Regions from separate parts of the Homo sapiens genome. Here regions 1 and 3 are each linked to region 2. Evidence: read pairs that join two places in POLR2A ChIA-PET (ENCODE). Cell type or tissue: IMR-90. All regions are shown on one strand. Region 1 overlaps SHROOM3 (shroom family member 3). Region 2 overlaps SHROOM3 (shroom family member 3). Region 3 overlaps SEPTIN11 (septin 11).

What was found. ChIA-PET counts read pairs that join two places held together with the same protein. Peaks named below come from ENCODE experiments on the same cell type or tissue, not always from the same donor. Only the 100,000 strongest peaks of a DNase experiment are listed, where the experiment ranks them.
Region 1: POLR2A ChIA-PET joins it to region 2 with 12 read pairs; 1 of 35 experiments calls an interaction of 5 or more read pairs at or near these places.
Region 3: POLR2A ChIA-PET joins it to region 2 with 5 read pairs; 4 of 35 experiments call an interaction of 5 or more read pairs at or near these places.

What each region holds. Positions count from the first base shown.
Region 1 is chr4:76,563,444-76,565,943 of GRCh38, reverse strand. All of the region lies in intron 2 of SHROOM3 (shroom family member 3), which reads right to left. Among named protein-coding and RNA genes, the nearest start is that of MIR4450, 8.9 kb to the left of the region's middle. In IMR-90, no CTCF peak of the experiment used is centred here; no DNase peak of the experiment used is centred here; H3K27ac peaks cover 359 bases.
Region 2 is chr4:76,751,992-76,754,491 of GRCh38, reverse strand. It overlaps SHROOM3 (shroom family member 3), which reads right to left. Exons shown (of 11, transcript NM_020859.4): 7 at 1-181. All of the region lies in intron 1 of SHROOM3-AS1 (SHROOM3 antisense RNA 1), which reads left to right. Among named protein-coding and RNA genes, the nearest start is that of SHROOM3-AS1, 49 kb to the left of the region's middle. RefSeq lists a silencer at 282-576. In IMR-90, no CTCF peak of the experiment used is centred here; DNase peaks (open chromatin) are centred at 441 and 1,101; H3K27ac peaks cover 2,311 bases.
Region 3 is chr4:76,964,040-76,966,539 of GRCh38, reverse strand. All of the region lies in intron 1 of SEPTIN11 (septin 11), which reads right to left. Among named protein-coding and RNA genes, the nearest start is that of SEPTIN11, 16 kb to the right of the region's middle. In IMR-90, no CTCF peak of the experiment used is centred here; no DNase peak of the experiment used is centred here.

The DNA.
Region 1 (2,500 bases), 190 kb after region 2:
TCTTGCAATGTTGCCCAGGCTGGTCTGGAGGCAGACCTGGACTCAAGGGATCCTCCTGCCTCGGCCTTCCAAAGTGCTGGGATTATAGGGATTACTGCACCCAGCCTTTTTCTTGAGGCGCTTTTAAAGTTTCCAATACAGGGCTACACCCCCACATCTATTAAATTAGACTCTCTGAGGCTGGACTTGGAGGTTCACGCCTGTAATCCCAATACTCTGGGAGGTCCAAGGTGGGAATCATTTGAGACCAGTCTGGGCAACAAAGCGAGACTCTGTCTACAAAAAATAAAAAAATTATCTGGGTGTGGTGGTGTGCACCTGTAGTCCCAGCTACTCCGGAGGCTGAAGTAGGAGGATCACTTGATCCCAGAAGGTCAAGGCTGTGTTCATGCCACTGCACTCCAGCCTGGGCAACAGAGTAAGATCTTGTCTCAAAAAACAAGTAAAATAAAATAAATTAGAATTTCTGGAGGTAGGAGCCAGGAATTAGTTTGTTGTTGTTATTGCTGTTTTAAAACTCCCTTGGTAATTCCAATGTGTAGCCCAATTTAAGAAGGAGTAGCTTTAAGCCATTTTGATTCAAGTATTCAGAGTTCCAAATATTTGGTTCATCTTCTAAATGGGACTCATCCAAACTTACCTGTCCTAGCTGATGCATCCAAATTTAAAACTGGGGGGAAAGATTCCACCATAACTTTTATTTGATCTCAGAACTCAGACCTCATATCCTAAAGGCTCAGACAGATATTTGAGTGCCATTCTTTTTTTTTTTTTTTTTTTTTTGAAATGGAGTCTCGCCCTGTCACCCAGGCTGGAGTGCAATGGTGCAATCTCAGCTCACTGCAACCTCCGCCTCCTGGGTTCAAGCGATTCTCCTGCCTCAGCCTCCCTAATAGCTGGGATTACAGGCACCCACCACCACACCCGGCTAATTTTTTGTATCTTTAGTAGAGATGGGGTTTCACTATGTTGGCCAGGCTGGTCTCGAACTCCTGACCTCATAATCTGCCAGCCTCAGCCTCCCAAAGTGCTGGGATTACAGGCATGAGCCACCGCACCCAGCCTTGAGTGCCATTCTTTAATGGTGCATTCATTAATTCTTTAATGGTATAGAAGGTTGGCTCCTGTCTGGAATACATTTGTCTGAAGTAAAGCTGTGCTAGCCCAAGAATGAAATGTGGTCTTTTATCATCAAACCTCCTTCACTAGGAACAATAGAACATTCCTTTGTATGAAGCTAGTGTTTAGTGCATAGCCAGTAAGCATATGTAACCCATTGAATAAAAATAGCAGTTATCATTATGTGCTACGGGGGAAAAAGATGTCCCCTTCCTCATTACAGTAAGGGAGTCTTATTGCATACCTCTCAGGAAACCTAATAATGTGTTACATGAATTTTCCATGGGAAGGAACAACTGGTTAGGAAATAAAATACTATACTTCTATACAGTGACATTCAAGCCTAGAAGTCCAAAGAAGCCGAAAACTGCTCTGAGAATGGTCCCAGCAGGATTGAAATACCTCCTCAAAGCATACTGAGCAAATTTCCATGATGCCAGGCCTCTTGGAAAAGTTTCTGGGGGTCAGAGGCCACTGCAGCTGCCTCCTTCCTCTCCTCTCAACCACTTGCTCAAGTGGAAAAAATGTTTAGAAGGGTAAGTTACCACAGTTCTCAGTTATACTGATCTCCCCTCTAGGGAAGTCTCATCCTGGGTGCAAACGGAAGTGCAGTTTGGGATTTGTACTCATGTCCCAGGCATCTGCCAGCCCTTTGCCCAAATTAAGAACTTCAAAGAGCAGATGACCAGGATGAGTGAAGTAATGAAGGGAGAGCAGAGCGGGGCATGGGAGGGTGGTCACAGCTCTTCAGGAGACATGTGGAGGTGAGAGGTAACATTTCAGACACGAGACGCTCCTAACACAGAACCATAGAGTGGTACTGCCTGCCATGCTGGCTGCCACTTCAGCTCCTGTGCTTTCCTCCTGTGGCACGTGGTGGGGACACACTGCCTTCCTGCCCCTTCATACAGGAGTTAACCACAGAGCACAGCATCGGGCCTTTTTTTGTGTCTTGAAAGTCAGTTCTTGGAACTTACCATGGCACAGAAATATTTCTCATTTGTCTTCTGTGTCCAGGAGAGGTAGAGGAAGCCACACTTTTATGCACAGAGGTGAGTTCCTTGAGCTTCAAGACCAGTTTTGCAATTGCCTATAAAAAGGTCACTGCACCTTTTCTGTTTGTCCTCACCTCCCACTGCCTGCCCACTTGATAGTTATCTTTTGATGTCATAACTTTCCCAGAGGCAGCATATTGTGCTGTCTAAAGAACATTATGTTTTCAAATTGCTCAGCCTGGGTCACATGTGCCTATATAACCTGACCAGTCCTTGGAACAAAAAAACACCAGATGGTGCAAATACACTTGCGTAGAGAGCCCCTTCCTGCAATCCGAGCTTCCTCTCCTGGAGCTCAACCTTCCACCAATGAGCTTCAACATGGT
Region 2 (2,500 bases):
CAGTGGTGGCCTGGGGCAGGGTGTCCTACTGGCTTGCCTCTGATGGTCCAGGGTTCCAGGACATTCACTAGGAACGGAGGAATCACCAATGGCTTTGCAGCCTGAACCACCCCAACGAGGGGTGAGATGGTGGAAGAGCGGCAGCATCTCTTCTTGGCCTCTTTCTGAACAACTGAGTGACCTGGAACGGCACACAGACAGGAGGGTTACAGCTCTGAAGAAAGGGGCAAACATGCAGCCCAATGCTCCTTACATAGATGAGAAAAGCATTTAAGAGGAAGGAGGACCTCTTTTCCTTCCCCCAGAAACTGCACACTGTCTTCCCTGGCTGCTCACAGGAAGACCCAAGTTAAACCAGTACTAGGCAGGCATAAATTCCTACAGGAAAATGTCACATGGAATGACTGGGTTCACAAGGCATTTTCTTTTATTAACCCTCTCACCGCCCCCACATCCTGTACACACCATGCAACATAAGGCAGCTTTTGAGGACAGGCTTCAGGCTATAAAAACAAACAGTACATTTCTTCAGCCCCTTTTAGGACTACTTCAGGAAATAGCTCCCAGCTCTGGGGAAAAATAATGCTGCCTTCTTCTCTCCCAGTGCGATCCCCACGGGGGAGGTCTGTTTTGAAAGCATTTGCATGGGCTGCTGAATTTGAAGGTTTTATTTACAACTTTTGCTTACTCTCCTAGTGTTTTCATTTCATCTGATGAAAAATAAAAAGGAGGGGGAGAGTCTCACCTAAGGAGCTAATAAGCAGTTACCTCTGGAGAAAGAGGCTGGCAATAATAAGCAAATATAGTACATGGTGATTTAAACAACTGTACGCTAGACTCCGAGGAAAAACCCAACAATTCGCAAAACTTTTGTTATTGTGTTCTAAAGGAGAAAAATCCACAAAACAAAACAGAAAAAAGAGTCTGTGGCACTACCTGCTATGCAAGAGTTAATGTGAGGATAAAAAGCTCTCCAGCAAACCCACCGTGATTTGTACATTCCCTGTCTGCAGTTCCCTGACTGGCTATGTGAGTGGATCTGGAGTGCAGATGGCACATTTCATCTCACAGATCTGACTCCTCTGAGGGAGTGGTGACTCAGTCCCACATCAGAGCAATAACACAGGGCTTGCCACAAGATCATCCAAGTGCCAGGCAAACAGAATGCAGCATGTGGTGGAAGAAGATGGCAAAGAACCAAATTAGCTCTTCTCATGCCTTTATTTTTCCTTTATTATACATAGATGCAGATGATGGAATAAAGGGCCCACCTCTCTCTCTGATGCAACCCCTCCCTTCCCATGACCAGTCCCTTTCATTCAGACATGGTTTCTTTACCAGGAACCTCTCCATAGAGAAGTGTAGCCACTCTGCACTTCCTGGTGGCTTCCCGCTGGGGATGCTCTTCACTTCTGTCTCATCCATCCTGGCATCCCCAGTACCTGCCACCAAGTACCCCCTCAGCAAATGTCTGTTGAACAGTGACGTCTCCTTTGCCCAGCTGCTCTCCAGACTGTAGCATACAAACTGTTTTTAAACCCAGCATCCTTTAACAGGATGTGGAGTCAGTTGAAATCTGATGTTTTAACGACTAATTCAGATGCCTTTATTTTATTTATTATATCTTGAGGCTTTTCTAAAGGGGAAGACATCACTAAAACATACAATAATATAGCACTTATCCTTTAAAGATCCAGCCCAATAGACTTTTATATGATGTTTTTAGTTTGTGTGACCTTAGTTTACACAAACTATACTAAAGTGGCATTTTCTTTTTGAAGATAATATCAGTGGTAAATGCTTAGCTTGGTTGAGAATGCTTCTCCGTGGTGATTATTTTGTGTTTTTAGGAATGAAGTTTGGGATAAAAAAAGACTTTGTTCAAGTCCCTTTTATAATAGAGTGTGAGAGGGTCACCCAGAGTCTGCTGATATGTATCCAGGAATCCTACTATTCAAGAATGGATTTTGAGAGCAATTAGTCTCACCTTTGTTTTGTTTTGCTTTAAAAAAAAAAAGAAAAAGCATTTTTAAAAAATTGTGGTTAGAAAAAACAACATAAAATTTCATCTTAACCATTTTTAAGTTCAGTAGTGTTAATATGTTCACACTGTTGTGAAACAGATCTCCAGAACTTTCACAACTTGCAAACCTAAAACTATGTACCCACTAAATAATAACTCCCCATTTCCCCCTCCTACTAACCCCTGGAAATCACTATTTTGTGTTTTGTGTGAATTTGACTACTTTAAGTACTTCATACAAGTGAAATTATACAGTATGTCTTTTTGTGACTGGCTTATATTTCACTTCACGTAATGTCATGTTGAAGCATGTGGCAGAATTTCCTTTTTAAGGCTGAGTAATATTCCATTGTATGGCTATACCACATTTTGTTTATCCAATCATCTGTCATGAGTAGACATTTGGGTTGTTTCCACCTCTTGGCTATTGTGAATAGTAAATACAGCTGCTATGAACATGGGTGTGAACATGGGTCT
Region 3 (2,500 bases), 210 kb before region 2:
GTTAGATTTAAATTTGGTCTATTAGAAAATCACTGGAAAATCTCCAAACTTTATACATTAAAAAAAAAAAAAGTCAGCTATACTCATCTTGTGGCTTCTTTGCTGAAAATAGTTGCTATATTTGCCTAATCAGGTCATAGTCATTTTACAAGCCTTAACAGTTTCCTGTCTCTATCCTGCATAAAAAGCACAGGATAACTAATTTGACCAAATATCTTCCTAAATCTTCTTCTTAGCCCTACTGTGGATTCAACTGTCTCTTGTCAAGTGGAGATAAAACTCATTTCATGAGAGAATTCTTTGCAAAACTAGCATAAATCTTGAGTTGTGGTAACATTAAAATGTAGGGCGCCATCCAACTACTTACTCTCTCCACTCACCATGGAATAAAGCAAACTGGACTAAACTGCAACACAGATGATGAGATGAAACACAGACTTTCCTTCTCTCCCAGGAACATAGTTAACAAAGCCTAAGGGAACACAAAGGGCAGACTCTGCTGGAGACAAAACCATGTAAAAGAAATGGCAGCCTCTTATAGCTGAAAGCTTGCAGTTGTCCATCAGAAAGTTGGTGAAAATTTCAATATAGCTCTTTTTCTAAAGCACATTATCTTTTTACATCAATAGACAGCTGAGCCAAGCCCTGAGAGCATTTCCGATGATACAAGATCCTTTTACCATCACAAAACCATTCCCTTTAAATCCTAAGATACCGTGTATAGGGTTCCAAATTTAGAATATACATATTCTGCACTCTGTCATGAGAGAAAATCACTATTGGCTCCTAAATTAAACTATAAAAGCATAGCAACAATTCTTGCTTTATGTTGTGAGGAAAACTGCACTTTTAAATATCATTGGTGCAAGCATTATTTCCTTCAATGTGTCTGTTCATATGACTAAAATGTACTTGATACACAAGTTTCTTTTAGAAATAGAAATATTAAAATAAGTATTTCCTATAATAAATTATATATAATATGTATTATATAGGCAATAATACATAATATTATACCACCAGTAATAGGCATAAATTCTAAGCCCAAAAGACAAAATTTGATAAATGACTCCTTTTTTTTTTTTTTTTGAAATGGAGTCTGGCTCTGTTGCCCAGGCTGGAGTGCAGTGGCACAATCTCAGCTCACTGCAGCCTCTGCCTCCGAGGTTCAAGTGATTCTCCATCCTCAGCCTCCCAAGTAGCCTGGACTACAGGTGCACGCCACCACGCCTGGCTAATTTTTGTATTTTTAGTAGAGATGGGGTTTCACCATGTTGGCCAGGCTGGTCTCGAACTCCTGACCTCAGGTGATCCGCCTGCCTTGGCCTCCCAAAGTGCTGGCATTACAGGTGTGAGCCACCATGTGTGGCCTGATAAATGACTCTTTTATACTATTAATGATGAAAACATTTCTCTCTAACAAGAGTATCTACAATGCCAAGCAAGCAGACTTAGGCATATCTCTGCTCTCAAAGAGGTCATAAGAATCTGTCATTTTAAAAGCTAGGTAAGAATGACTTAGCAATGCCAAGTTTTAACTCAGTGAATCAGTCGTTCTGGCAAGTGTGGTAAATGACAGGAAGCACTGGGCCACTTGATATGAGCTCAAATCAAGCTACTTCTCTCAGGAGCTAAGCTTTCTGAGGAGACTAGACTAAAATGATCCTCAGCTTTCTTTTGACCTTTTAAAGGTCCCATGACTCTACAGCACTGCTGGTATTCAATAAAGCTCAATGATAAATATTGCACAGAAATAATGTTTAAGTGTTTTAAATTATGCATAAACCCAAAGTTCAAGATAAGCACAGGTAAGCGAGGCCTGGCACAGTAACTTCCACGTGAGTTCCAACTTGGCTTTTTGATGATGATGATGGTGATGAAATAGCTCAAGCATACAGAGTATCACGTATCTGAATACTCATGACCTATCTTTGTTAAACCATAACTTTTACCATCCATATACTTCATCCTTTCTTTTTAAATCACAGATACGTTTGAAGATCCTCGAGTATCTCTCCTTGATCCCTTTCACTGCCCCTCCTTCCCCAGGTCACAGCTTGGCTCTTAAAACAAAAATGAGATCAGACAGTGCCTGTTATTTGCTTCAAAATAATTTGGGGAGAGGTGAGGGAAGAGGTTAGAGAAGGGAGCGAGGAGGCTAAAGAGAATGGTAAATAGACAATACAAGATTGGCTATGAATTTAAATGGGAGGGGGAGATGCAAAAAAAAAAAAAAAAAAATGATTGGCCAAGAATTGATGACTGGGCTAGGTGATGGGACGGAAGGGTTCATTATACTATTTTCTCTACTCTTGTGTATGTTTGGAATTTTTGTTAATTAAAAAAAGTTTTTCTTAATGTGGCACATATACACCATGGAATACTATGCAGCCATAAAAAAGGATGAGTTCATGTCCTTTGTAGGGACATGGATGAAGCTGGAAACCATCATTCTCAGCAAACTATCACAAGGACAAAAAACCAAACACCACATGTTCTC